3 separate regions of the Homo sapiens genome follow, and regions 1 and 3 are each linked to region 2. The links are chromatin contacts, found by Hi-C or POLR2A ChIA-PET in ENCODE. All regions are on one chromosome and are shown on one strand. The core of a region is the stretch at or near the end of the contact, and the rest is flanking DNA. Distances in the headings are between cores, read along the strand shown.

Evidence for each region. Hi-C counts contacts between places; a loop is a spot of excess contacts on that map. ChIA-PET counts read pairs that join two places held with the same protein, here RNA polymerase II (POLR2A). Pooled maps may share reads with other maps.
Region 1: a pooled map shows a loop between it and region 2 (2.0-fold over the local background). The contact joins two enhancer-like sites. A Hi-C loop is called at or near these places in 2 of 50 pooled maps. POLR2A ChIA-PET finds 5 or more read pairs at or near these places in 4 of 52 experiments (A549, AG04450, HEK293T and 1 more).
Region 3: a loop to region 2 is called in a pooled map, with 4 times the contacts of the local background. The contact joins two enhancer-like sites. A Hi-C loop is called at or near these places in 12 of 37 single-sample maps with no recorded cell type and 5 of 50 pooled maps. POLR2A ChIA-PET finds 5 or more read pairs at or near these places in 1 of 52 experiments (WTC11).

Annotation. Positions count from the first base shown.
Region 1 is chr2:45,740,992-45,745,650 of GRCh38, reverse strand. All of the region lies in intron 1 of PRKCE (protein kinase C epsilon), which reads right to left. Among named protein-coding and RNA genes, the nearest start is that of PRKCE-AS1, 68 kb to the right of the region's middle. Within about 2 kb of position 1,835, at least 12 of the 41 ENCODE cell types and tissues checked have a DNase peak (open chromatin) inside an H3K27ac peak, as active enhancers do.
Region 2 is chr2:45,885,950-45,890,748 of GRCh38, reverse strand. All of the region lies in intron 2 of PRKCE (protein kinase C epsilon), which reads right to left. Among named protein-coding and RNA genes, the nearest start is that of PRKCE-AS1, 210 kb to the right of the region's middle. RefSeq lists an enhancer at 253-402. Within about 2 kb of position 1,513, at least 12 of the 41 ENCODE cell types and tissues checked have a DNase peak (open chromatin) inside an H3K27ac peak, as active enhancers do.
Region 3 is chr2:45,721,918-45,726,666 of GRCh38, reverse strand. All of the region lies in intron 1 of PRKCE (protein kinase C epsilon), which reads right to left. Among named protein-coding and RNA genes, the nearest start is that of PRKCE-AS1, 49 kb to the right of the region's middle. Within about 2 kb of position 2,111, at least 4 of the 41 ENCODE cell types and tissues checked have a DNase peak (open chromatin) inside an H3K27ac peak, as active enhancers do.

The DNA of each region.
Region 1 (4,659 bases), core at 586-3,085, 150 kb after region 2:
AATTAACTGGGATTAAAAGTAAAGTTATAATTTTTTTAACACCCCATACCCAGCTCCATTTGGGAGTGGTTATCTGTGCAGACCATAAACACAGAGAAGCAAAACCTCCACATGCTTTCGTTTCAACAAGAAAGCAAGCTTCCTGGAATGACAGCCAGGTAGAGATCAGGTCTCCCAAGGGCAGAGCGAGTGATGTGGGTGGGGCAGAGGGGACGAAATGTTGTTGAGAACAGGGATGAGAAAGCGAAGCACAACAGAGCAGATAGGGAAAGAAGCCTCCCCAGGGTGACTAAGTTCCAGGCAAAGTTCTGGAGGCACTGCAGGGAAAGTTGGGGTGGGCCTGTCAGGGCAGTGAGACTAAGGTATCTGTGTCCCGGGCCTCCTCTCCCCACCAGGCACTTGCTCTCCACCACCATCTGTCTCAGTCGCTGCAGGAAGGAGGGGAATACACAGAATTGAATGGTTTGCAGGACCCGCATGACAGACAGGGACAATTGTAAGATGGAATTGATCTCAGAGTCCCCAGAAAACAGCCTTCCCTGTCCCTTCAAACTCCCCTCACTCCCTGCCTCCCCATAGCACCCCAAGCAATTGTCTAAAATTCTACTCAGGGCTGTTCATTCCTTTGGGTTAAAGCAGAGGGCATATCAGAGTCATCTGGAGCACTTGGAAAAATACAGATTTCAGAGCACCACAAGAGACTCACAAATCAGAATCGCCAGGATTGAAAAACTAGGCAAATGGCTGGGTGCGGTGGCTCACGCCTATAATCCCAGCACTTTGGGAGGCCAAGGCAGGTGGATCACTTGAGGCCAGGAGTTTGAGATCAGCCTGGGCAACATGGTGAAACCCTGTCTCTATTCAAAATACAAAAATTAGCCAGGCATGGTGGTGCACACCTGTGGTCCCAGCTATCTAGGAGGCTGAGGAAGGAGAATCGCTTGAGCTCTGGAGACGGAGGTTGCAGTGAGCCGGAGACGGCACCACTGCACTCCAGCCTGGGTGACACAGCGAGACTCTGTCTCCAAAAGAAAGAAAGGAAGGAAGTAAGGAGGAAAGAAAGAAAGAAAAAGAAAGGAAGGAAGGAAGGAAGGAAGGAAGAAAGAAAGAAAGAAGGAAAGAAAAAGAAAGAAAGAAAGAAAGAAAGAAAAGAAAGAAAGAAAAAGAAAGAAAGAAAGAAAGAAAGAAAGAAAGAAAGAAAGAAAGAAAGAAAGAAAGAAAGAAAGAAAGAAAGAAAAGAAAAGAAAGAGAGAAAGACCAGGCAACTGGGTTTTTAAAGTTACTTTATGTGATTCTGATGTGTGGCCAGAATTCGGAGAAAAACATTGCCTTCTCTAGGAAATTTTTTGGAAAACAATACCTACACACACTCTACTTGATAGTCCTAATAACATCCACTACCATTGATTGAGAGCTTCCTGGCTTCCTGTGCCTGAGCTACGAATATTACGCATATTGTATCTATTATGTCTCATGACAAACAACAGGGTTGGTGTTATTATTCCCATTTGACAAGGACACTAAGCTCAGAAACATCAAGCAAGAAAGACAAAGTTACTCAGCTTGTGGTGGTCCAGGATTTGAACCCAGTACTCTCTGCCTTTCTCCCATACATCATTTTTATTAGATGCATTATCTGGAAAAAAAAAAAAAAAACACACAACGGCCAAATCTACAATCTACTTAGCTCCCGGGAGGCAGGCTCCTTCCTGTACACTCAGGTCTGTTCGCCCTTCACCAGGCCTGGGGATGAGGTCATGCTGGTGCTTGGGCCATCTCTGACCAGGCCAGTTTCCTATTTCTAGGGCCCAAGAGCCAACAGAACATCTGTAGGAACCAGAGCCGGAATCAAGCTCTCTGTGGAGTCTGCTAATGTGGATGTGTTGGCTCAAAGTATCTGGACTAAACACAGTCTTAAAAACCTCCTGCTTAGGGCAAGGTTTTGAAAGAAGCAGTCGGGGGAAAAGATACCCACGCCCACAATACGGATGTGAGGAATAAGTAAATGTACACAGATGTGGCCAGGCAGGGCGGGATCTGAAAGATAAACCAGAGTTGGCTCAGTGGGAAGGGATGAGCTAACTTCCTACATCAGCTCCCCCTGGTTCCTTTCTCCGGAGCAACTTCAAAGGCAAAAAAGCATCAAGTCTACTCTCGAAAGCTCCTGGGCCTCTCTCGGTGAGGGGTGGGAAATAGCTGGAGAGAAAGACTTCCATCAGGTGGCTCCTGGCTATTTTTCTTCAACTTTATTGAGGTATAATTGACAAAAAGTGTTTACATTCAAGGTGTACACCGCGATGTTTTGATATAAGTGCACATTGTGAAGTAATTACCACAATCAAGCTAATTATCATATTCACCTCACCTACTTTTTTGTATGGTGAGTATAGTTAAGATCCACCCTCTTGGCAAATTTCAAGAATACAACACATTATTATTAACTGCAGTCATTATGCTGTACATTAGGTTTCCAGAACTTATTCATCTTATAATTGAAAGTTTGTGCCCTTTGACCAACATCTCCCCATTACCCTCACTCCCCACCCAGCCCCTGGCAACCACCATTCTATTCTGAGTCTGACTTGTTTTGATTCCACATATAAATGAGATCATGCAATATTTATTTTTCTATGACTGGCTTATTTCATTTAGCCTAATATCCTCAGGGTTCAGCCATGTTGTTGCAAATGGCAGGATTTGCTTCTGCTTTAAGGCTGAATAATATTCCATTTTTAAAATCCTTCCATCTGTCAACAGACACTTAGGTTGTTTCCATATCTTGGCTACTGTAAATAATGCTGCAGTGAACACGAAAGTGCAGATTTCTCTTTGAGACAGTGATTTTATTTCCTTTGGATACACACCCAGAAGTGCGATTGCTGGATCATAAGGTCATTCTCTGATTTTTAAAGGAACCTCCATACTGTCTTTCATAATGGTTGTACCAACTTACATTATCACCAACAATGTAAAGGGATTCCTTTTTCTCCACATCCTCACCAACATGTTATCTCCACATCCTCACCAACATGCAGTATTATCTTTTTGATAATACTGATTCTTACAGGTGTGAGGTGATAGCTCATTGTGGCTTTGATTTGCATTTCTCTGATGATTAGTGATGTGGAACACCCTTTCATATACCTGTTGGTATATGTCTGTCTTCTTTGGAAAAATGTACATTCAAGACTTTTGCCTAGTTTTTTTTTTTTTCTTTTTAGAGATAGGTTCTCTGTCACCCAGGCTGGAGTACAGTGGCATGATCATAGCTCATCGCAGCCTTGAAATCCTGGGCTCAAGCAATCCTCCTGCCTCAGCCTCCCAAGTAGCTGGAATTATAGGTGCAAGCCACCTTTTGCACAGGTTTTAATCCAGTTGTGTGGTGTTTTTTTTTCTATTGAGTTATGTAAGTTCCTTATATATTTTGGATAGTTACCCTTATTGGATATATGGTTTGCAAATATTTTCTCCCATTCTGTGGGTTTCCTTTTCGTTTTGTTGATTGTTTTCTTTGCCGTGCAGAAGCTTTTTAGTTTGACATAGTCCCACTTGTTATTTTTGCTTTTGTTGCCTGTGCTTTTCGTGTGATATCCGAGAAATTCCCAAGAATGAGATGGAGAGCACCTGGAAGCAAGAACACAGAAAGCCCACACTCTAACCACAGCCTGCCTTCCTACATCCCTTGCAGCATAGGACACACAGTCAAGTGCCCTCAGGCTGACCAGGTAACAAGCATTACAGGGGACTTCCGCCCTCTTTAAAGGAGAGACCCTGGGTAACCCATGGCCTTCTGGTAGCTCTCCACATGCCCACTGAGAGGACTGTGCTGGAACAGAGAAGACCTGTTGAGCTTCTCTGGTCACCCAGTGGTCATGCTGGCAGCTTTCCTGGGTAATCCAGCACAGGCTGTACTAGCCTTGCACCACCCCTTGAACCTTCCCTTCCAAGACCACAGCCCGCAGCCTGTCAGCAGTACCTTACAGCCTGGGCACAGGCCCAAAACTTGCACATGCCCAAAACGTGCACATGCCCATCTGCCAGGCTGAGCCGGCAAAGGCTCCAATCTGATTGGTAGAAACTGGCTGAGGACCGTGTCAGACGTGGAGAACAGACCTCGTTCCACCAGAGCATTGCTGGTTTCTCCCAGAAGAACCTTGGCTCTCTGTCTGCCAGGCCCCATTCTGGTGCTACTGGCCCCAGGAAGATTCTGATATTTGTCCCCAGTCGGCCCAAGACCCTGTCTTACTGCCTACAACTGACAGGGTGTTTTATGCAACTTTAAGGCCAGAAAGTGTCAGATCTGGGTGTGCTGGAAGCAAACTATAAACAACCATGAGGAAAAGATTCTCAGAAACTTTGTTACAGCTGTTCAATTGGATATTCCAGCTCATCAAAAATATCCCCTCATTGCTGAACATACAAAGGTCCACCCTGGCTCCAGATCTTACCTACAGCCTAAGACTGCTTCCATAATTACAGACTCCTTTACAGGCACCGATAGAAGCAATCACATTTGGGATCCCCGAAGCCAGCATTCAAATGTATCAATTCCACTAAGGAAATTTCCGCATTTAATTTTAGCAACTGGTGAGCAACCTTTTTAATTTTTTCACAAAAAGATCATTTCAGAAAAAATAAAAGTGTTTGCATCTTATATAG
Region 2 (4,799 bases), core at 264-2,763:
GGCAAAAATCTGAAAAGCCCCTCATGAGTTAAGTACATATTACTATGATGTTTAGAAAGTTTTGAAAAGACCAGGTGTGGTGGCTCACACCTGTAATCCCAGCACTTTGGGAGGCTGAGGCAGGCAGATCACTTGAGGCCAGGAGTTCGAGACCAGCCTGGCCACCATGGTGAAAATCCCATCTCTACTAAAAATATAAAAATTAGCCAGGTGTGGTGGTGGGCGCCTGTAATACCAGCTACTCAGGAGGCTGAGGCACGAGAATTGCTTGAACCTGGGAGGTGACCGTTGCAGTGAGCCGAGATCACACCACCGCAATCCAGTCTGGGAGACAGAGTGAGACTCTGTCTCACACACACAAAAGTTTTGAAAAGATACTGAGAAACAGAAGGAACAGAGAGTACTATGTACTGAAGTATTTCTATGACAGTTTCAAAATAATCCGAGGGAAAGAGGAAATGGGTACAAGTACAGATGAAGCAAGACTGGCCATGGGTAATAACTAAGCTAGGAATAGGTCCATGGGAACTACATTATTCTTTCTGCTTTTGATATTGAAATTGTCCATAATAAAAGCTTGAAAAGATTAAATCATAACTACCAAAATTAAAACGACTATCCTTCAGAGTCTAATCACCAAGGGAGAGGACTCAAATCTCCGGTAATGGTGATAAGTAATTGCTCTGGAACAGACAGTAAGCACTGAGCTCCATGTATTAGAAAAAGCTGGGATTCAGTAATAATGCTAAACCTCCATTTACTAGAGTGCTTTCAGGGAAAAAAGGCACTTCAATAAGGGACTGACCACTGAGGATTTGAGCCTAAAGAGCACAGAAGAGCGAAGGGGTAGTGACTCTATCCTCTGCACGGCTCATGCAGTTGCAGCCCACATGTTAATCTGTGTGGTTAACTGGAGGAGGAGTGCGTGACCTTTGTGTACATATGAAGCTGGTATCAGTCCCAGAATATCAAGCTCACTAAATCAGAACACATAAAAATGGAGGGAGCCACAAGCACGCTCATAATTCTGCAGATACAACTTCTGTAATTCTGCAGCTGCCATTTCCCATTCCTGGGAAGTCTATTTAAGGCATGCCTGACTTCCTATGGGAACACACCTAGTGTTAAGAAGCAGAGGTGTACACTCAGATTTGAGGGCTTCCCCCACCCCACCCCACCCCACCAACAGCCAGTACTGCATTTAAATACTTAAGCAGAAACTTCAAAAAGGATTTGCCTGAGAATGACACACACATGCCACAGACAAACTCTGTTAAGTATTAATGTAGAAAATCAAAATCAGTGGGAGATTTGCTATAAGACACAAGTTCATCGTTGAAGGTGTCCTCTCACCCTCTTCTGCATCATCCAGTTTTTGGAGGGCGCTTATGGACCATTTATGCCTGGTGCAGTTCTCATCACTGTCTCTAGGGCTTTGCTGTCCTGGCTGCAAGTCCTTATAAGGTGGAGTCGGCTTTCTCCCGCCCTCCATACATTTCACGTGGTACCACTGCAGCTGTCAGCTCTCCTGCACTCACACCCCACAGCGTGTTTCCCTCCCCCAACTCGGTATACTCTTAGTCGCTGAGCTCCTGCCCCAGCTGCCCCTATTTTTCTTAAGCTAAATGCAGTTCCTTCTCTGTAACACCATCTGCTTCTATAACAGAGCAACCCAAATGCTATGTGGTCTACAGATAATTAGTATTTTGTTGTAATTTCTAATTATGATCACAGGTTACCTCTTTGGGGGTATCTCAGGATAAGTCTCAGGCCATCTGAATTCCTGAGAGAACCCCACACGGGCTGGTTTTGCTGGTCAAGGTCTCCCCACTTTTGATTCTCCTTGAAGGGCAGAGCACCATCTGTACTTGAGGAAATCTTATCATCTTGACAGTAAACATTCCTGATGGAGGCTATTGAAAAGGTTAACTCCCTGGAAATCAGACAAGCCTTTTCTCCACAGTACTCCCTGGCTTGCTCTTTGGAAGAGTATTTCTGGCCAGGTGCGATGGCTCACACTTATGATCCCAGCACTTTGGGAGGCCAAAGCGGGTGGATCACCAGAGGCCAGGAGTTCGAAACCAGCCTGGCCAACATGGTGAAACCCCCATCTCTACTGAAATTACAAAAATTAGCTAGGCATGGTGGCAGGCACCTGTAATTCCAGCTACTGGGGAGGCTGAGGCAGGAGAATTGCTTGAACCCAGGAGATCGCGCCATTGCAGTCCAGCCTGGGTGACAAGAATGAAACTCCAGCTCAAAAAAAAAAAAAAAAAAAAAAAAGACTGTTGGGAAATACTACTTCTGCATTTTTTAAAGATGAGGCATGAGGCTTTCCAGTGGCCAAATGTTTGGGGAACCCTTGTATGCTGTATCCACATCTAGAGATTCACAACAAACATTAGCATAGTAAAGGCTTGGCAATTAAGACAGCTTCTTAACATATTGTTTCCCCAAATAATACACAGTGAGACTAGAGTTCTCCAGAACTCCTTGGGCTGTTGCAACTACAGCTTAACAAGTTTCAAAGGAGCTAAGCAGGAGCTAGAGGACAAACCCAGCGCCTTTTGCCACTTTTAATTCTTTGCCATCTGTTATATCTGGGATCATCCACACACACATTCCCCAAAATATTCACAACGATTCCATGTTCTGGCTATAACCTCAGTTCTGTTTTCATCTGCTGACTCTGGAAATCTAGGTCCATTTCTAATGATCACAGATCATGGGAGATAACAGTGGATTGGCTTCCAGCATACATTCTATCCTTCTAGTGTGCCCACCTCTCCTATGTGGGCAGAGGATGGGAAGCTAAAGCCAACTCTCAAAGTCCCTGCAGCTGCAGTTCCAGATATGATTTCAGTTGGGCCAGTTAGATGTGCTTTTGTGAAATTTAGAACGCCAAAGTGAGGCAGAGACCACATTTTGGCAGTAGCTGCCATTTGCTCAGCAAGCAAAGTCCAAGAGGCACCTGGTTCTTCTATGACAGTTTTAGCCAATGTTGCAGCATCCAGGTACCAACTTTGTGGGTTCCAGGAGGCAGGACCAGGACATCATTTGCAGATGCTGATCATAGCTGATGTGGCATGGTTCTAGAACCATAAAAGTCATGGCTTCCTGATTGTGGGACCCTCTCAATCATGGCTGTTGCAATGTGGTTCTGGAGAAGTGGCTTCATCTGTAGGAGTGGCAACAGCTTTCTTGGTGGTCTAGTTCTGTAGTGTGGTTCCGGGGTACTTATTCCTGAAACCGCCACCTAGAGACCTTTGTCTTCAGAACTCTTCATAGTTCTATAAGCCATTTAATTCCTTATAATAAATCCCTTCCTCTTGTTTGCTGTGATATATTCTGCTTTCTACAACTGAACCTCGACCTACACCCTAACTCAATCTGTGTTCCAGCAAGGATGATCTAGCTTCTCAGTTTCATCTTGATGGCTGTGGAATTTCAGACACAGATCGCTATCTATTGTCCATCTAGGTAGGAAGCCTTCTGCACGGTTGACTGTGGCCAAAATGCTGAGAGTATAACCTGCAAAGCTGACTTTCTGCAACCAAGCATGTATCCTGGGTCAGGCCCAATGGGAGGCCCTGCCTATCAAGCAGGAACGAGGCTAAAACTTCTGGAGGAGCAACTCTGTTATAAGCCATTACAGATAGACACCATGTAAAAACCCAGGCATCAGAGTTTACAAGAAGGAGCAATACTCCTGGGTTCTAATTCCAGGCCATATTACTTAAACTCTGAGCTTCTGACCCCGTTCTGCCACGTGAGGCTAGTGACATCGTCCACCTCACACAAAGATAGGAAAGAACTTGAGAGTAGACCCGAAAGGTCTTTGGAAAAAACTATTCTAGTGAAGAATGACATTTATTACTACTACTATCATTACTAGCATTCAAGAATCATAATCAAGAAAAGAGGGACCTTTTCCCACACTTTTAAAGGCACTTTCTAAGTCTTTAATACTCATAACTTTTCAGCACATTGGCATTTAAAGAAAAAGGTTTACGAGCTTCATAAAAAATCAGCACTCGAAGTGCAATGCTTCCTTTAGATTATAGCCAAGCATTAGAAAGGTTTGAAAAAGTCATTTGACTTCAGCATTGTCAAGACTCATTGCAGGGTTACTGTTATCACGTCAGCTGTATTTTTGTGCTATTCTCCAAGATGGCTGGACTATTTCCTGTGCCCATGTAGTTAGGTAGTTCTGGGTTTTTACTGTTGCTGTTTATGTTTAAGCAAGCCTGTTGCTTCACTTTTTAATGCAATAGAAGTCAGCATGGCAGGTTTGTTTTACTGCTAGCATTAAAATGCCAAGTCCCCTCTAAGCAAATCCTCTTCACACAATCTCATAGTGTGCTCTAAGATAGCCAGACGGTCATGGGCAGGGGTTCTCAGGAAGAGACAGAACAGGCAGGAAAGCAGACAGCAGCCAGACACAGGCTACGGAGCTCAGAGTGGGAGTGGGTTAGGAATTGGGACAGTTGACAGAGAGGAAATGAGAGTCACCTGGAGCCAGAGCTCCCTGGGCTGAGGACAGTCCTGCAAGCACTTCACCATGCATTCTAAGGCCAAGAACAGAAATGGTCCAGCATGTGAAGCAAGCCCAGAGCCCATGGCCCGGACAGGTAAGAGTTCCACCTGCCAGCAAACGTGGGGTCAGTGGCAAGACAGCCCAGGTAGGCCTCTTGAGGAGGAAGAGGAGGAGCAGGAGGCCACACTGACCAGGGAGTTCAGTGGGAAAGATTCACGTTCTGGGGAGGTGTGGGTCTAACATTCTTTACACACCTGATTCT
Region 3 (4,749 bases), core at 862-3,361, 160 kb after region 2:
AGGTTCAGTTCCAGATAACTATAATAAAGCAAGTCATAAAAATATTTTGTTTCCCAGTGTACGTAAATTTATGTTTACACTATATGTAGTCTATTGTGTGTACGATGTAATTATGTCTAAAAATGTACATACTTTAATTGAAAAGTGCTTTATTGCTAAGAAAAATGCTAATGACCATCTGAGCCTTTAGCACACGTTGTAATCTTTTTGCTGCTGGGGAATCGTGCCTCGATGTTGACAGCTGCTGACTGATCAGGGTAGTGATTGCTGAAGGTCAGGGTGGCTGTGGCAACCCCACAGCAAGAAATTGCTATGCCAATTTCTTAAAATAAGACAATGAAGTTTGCCACATAATGGACTCTTCCTTTCACAAAAGATTTCTCTGTAGCATGTGACACTGTTTGATGGCATTTTCTGTCAAAATTGGAGTCAATCCTCTCAAACCTTGCTGCTGCTTTATCAGTGAATGTAATATTCTAAATCCTTTGTTGTCATTTCAACGTTATTCACAGAATCTTCACCAGGAATAGATTCTATCTCAAGAAACCACTTTCTTTGTTTTTCCCTAAGAAGCAACTCCTCATCCGTTCAAGTTTGGTCAAGAGACTGCAGCAATCCAGTCACATCGCCAGGCTCCATTTCTAATTCTAGTTCTCTTGCTATTTCTACCACATCTGCAGTGACTTTCCCAGCTGAAGTACTGAAACCCACAAAGTCATCCACGGAGCTGGAATTAACTTCCTCCAAATTTTTGATAATGTTGAAATTTTCACCTCCTCCCATGCATCATGAATGTGGGTTTTTTTGTTGTTGGTGGCGGTTTTTTGTTTTTTTTTTGAGATGGAGTCTCACTCTGTCAAGAGGCTAGAGTACAGTGATGTGATCTCGGTTCACTGCAACCTCCGCCTCCCGGGTTCAAGCGATCATCCTGCCTCAGCCTCCCAAGTAGCTGGGACTACAGGTGCGTGCCACCACGCCCAGCTAATTTTTATATTTTTAGTGGAGATGGAATTTCACCATGTTGGCCAGGATGGTCTCGATCTCTTGACCTCGTGATCTGCCCGCCTCGGTCTCCCAAAGTGCTGGGATTACAGATGTGAGTGTTCTTAATGGCATCTAGAATGGTGAATCCTTTCCAGAAGGTTTTCAATTGACTTTGCCCCAATCCATCAGAGAAATCAATATCTATGGCAGCTAAAGCCTTATGAAATGTATTTCTTAAACAATAAGACTTCAAAGTCAAAATTACTCCTTGATCCATGGGCTGTAGAATAGATGTTGTATTAGCAGGCATGAAAACAACATTAATCTCCTTGTACATCTCCATCAGAACTCCTGGTTGACTAGGTGCACTGTCAATGAACAGTAACATTTTGAAAGAAATCTTTTTCTGAGCAGGTCTCAATGGTGGGCTAAAATATTCAGTAAACCATGCTGTAAACAGATGTGCTATCATCCAGGCTTTGTTATTCCATTGACAGAGCACGAGCAGAATAGAATCAGCATAATTCTTAAGAATGTAAAGAATGGTAAATGAGCACTGGCTTCAACTTAAAGTCACCAGCTGTGTTAGCCCCTAATAAGGGAGACAGGCTGGCCTTTGAAGCTTTGAAGCCAGGTATTGATTTCTCTTTAGCTATGAAAGTGTTAGATAGCAACTTCTAATCTACATTGAAAATCTGTTGTTTATTGTAGCCACCTTCATCAGCGGTCTTAGCTAGATCTTCTGGGTAACCTGCTGCAGCTTCTCCATCAGCACTTGCTGCTTCACCTTGCACTTTTATGTTATGGAGATGGCTTCTTTCCTTAAACGTCATAAACTAGCCTCTGCTAGCTTACAATTTTTCTTCTGCAGCTTCCTTACCTGTCAACCTTCATAGAATTAAAGAGAGTTAGGGCCTTGCTCTGGAGTAGGCTTTGGCTTAAGGGAATGTTGTGGCTGGTTTGATCTTCTATCCAGACCACTCAAACTTTCTCTGTATCAGCAGTAAGGCTGTTTCACTTTCTTATTCGTGTATTTACTGGAGCAATACTTTTAATTTCCTTCAAGAACTTTTCCTTTGCATTCACAACTTGGCCGTCTGGTGCAAGAGGCCTAGCTTTCAGCTGTCTCAGCTTTCAACATGCCTTCCTCACTAAGCTTCATCATTTCTAGTTTTGATTTCAAGTGAGAGCTCTGAGACTTCCTTTCACTGGAACACTTAGAGGTCATTGTAGGGTTATTAAGTGGCCTGATTTCAATATCATTTTGTCTCAGAGAATTAGAGAGGCTGAAGGAGAGGGAGAGAGACAGGGAAATGGCTAGTTGGAGGAGCAGTAAGGACACACACAACATTTATCAATTAAGTTCACCATCTTATATGGGGGCAATTCACGCCACTCCAAAACAGTTATAATAGTAACATCAAACAAACGTAATTGTACCAAAAAGTTTGAAATATTGCAGAAATGACCAAAATGTGACACAGAGACATGAAGTGAACATATGCTATTAGAAAAATGGTGCCATAGGCTTGACTGACACAGGCTTGCCACAAACTTCCAATCTGTAAAAAGCACAACATCTGCGAAGTGCAATAAAACAAGGTGTGCCTGCATATAGCAAGATGCCAGCACACTGCCCAGAGTCTGAAGCCAGGAAGTGAAAAGTGGAGGTTCTAGACTGCTAGCTGCTCAAAATGAGAGCTGAAAGCAGGGTCTCCTCAAAGAATGTAAGAACAGACTATGTCATCACAGAATGAACAAATTAAAAGAACATGTATTGGGCTGGTTGCAGTGGCTCACCTTTGTAATCCCAGCACTTTGGGAGGCCGAGGCAGGCAGATCACGAGGTCAGGAGTTTGAGACAAGCCTGGACAACATGGTGAAACCCTATCTCTACTAAAAATACAAAAATTAGCTGGGTGTGGTGGTGGGCGCCCATAATCCCAGCTATTCAGGACGCTGAGGCAGGAGAATCGCTTGAAACCGGAAGGCGGAGGTTGCAGTGAGCCGAGATCGCGCCACTGCACTCCAGCCTGGGCAAAAGAGTGAAACTCCGTCTCAAAAAACAAAACAAAACAAAAGAACATGTATTGGAATGTTAAACCAGTGAGCTGTCCTGAGTAGCAGAGAATCCACACTGGGCAGAAGGAACGGTAAATCGTGACTATTAGCAGGGCAAACAGGTTAGAAAAAAGGGCAACACCGTCCCAGATCAGCTCCAAGCAGGACACACTTAACCTAATGTCCAGGAGCCTAGAAGCACATCTGTGTTGAAAATTAACACTTCAACCTCAGGCCCTGGAAGCCTCCTGAGGCTTATTACAGGCACCCTCTAATGACTACCTTGGAAACACATGTGAACTGGATGCTGGCTCATAGGGGCCTCTCCTCCTCCCTTGCATATTTTAACAGGGAGGAGTCACGGCATTTTCTACAAGAATCTCTAGGGGAAGAATAACCACGTGTAAACCATGTGGACTGAAAGTCCCAGGAGGGCAGAAGTGGCCTCCCATATTCTATTTTCCACAGTTAGCAAACAGAGAACAAATACACTGTTAACTTATCTTTTTGTTTTTGTTGTTTTGAGACAGTCTCATTCTGTCACCCAGGCTGGAGTGCAATGGTGTGATCTCAGCTCACTGCAACGTCTGCCTCCTGGGTTCAAGTGATTCTCCTTCCTCAGCCTCCCAAGTAGCTGGGATTAAGGTGCCCCTCCACCACACCCGGCTAATTTTTGTATTTTTAGTAGAGACAGGATTTCACTATGTTAGCCAGGCTGGTCTCAAACTCCTGACCTCAAGTGATCTGCCCACCTCGGCCTCCCAAAGAGCTGGGATTACAGGCGTGAGCCACCACGCCCAGCCCTGTTAACTTATCTTTTAACTGACTACAATGCATTCCTAGGTTTCTATGAAGAAAGCCATGAGGTGCTTTTGTTACATATACAAGGTGAGATTAGGACTCCAAGTGGAAATGGGCCAAATCTGTCACCACTCCTGAATCACACCTGCTTAGTACACTCAGACGCAGAGAGATGGGCCACACAATGGCTCCAGGAAGTAAAAGGATGGTGACCTATCTGCTTTTCCTCATCTTCCCATTTCCGAAGGGAGATCCAAGACCTGAGTTTCTGCCCAAGTTCAGCATCCTCTTCTGCCTAGGTTTAAATGTAAGCAGTGGTTCCCAAAGTGTGGTCTGGGAACCTCTGGAGGTTCCTGCGGCCTTTTCAGTTGGTATGCAAGGTCATAATTAGTCTTACAATAATACTAACGCTTTTTTTGTCACTTTCACTCTCTTACTCTCAGGAGAGTCCAGAGGCTACATGACATGTGATAAGACAATAGCCTGAATGCAGAAGCAAATAAAAGAATCCAGCTGACTCCTATGAAGCCAGGCATCACAGAGATGCACATGGACCCTAGAACTTAAAGAATAATAAAAACTAAATTAAATTAAAAAATTAAAAAGAGATTTGCAAAAAATAAACAACAGTGCAATGTCTCTAAGACTTTTGTTTTGGAAAGTGTCATTTATTTCATAAAAGTATGCCCTTTGTGTTAACATGCAATGGGCTTATTTTTTAATTAAGTAATTTAAAAATGTATCTGTTTCAATTTTAATGTGATAAATATGGATAGGTGTACCCCAAATAAACAGAAACTCTCTGGAATCTTTAATAATTTTAAAATATTTAAATTTAAATAACTTAAATTTTGATCTTGAGACCCAAAAGTTTGAAAAGCAGTAGTTCATAAGAAAGAAAGA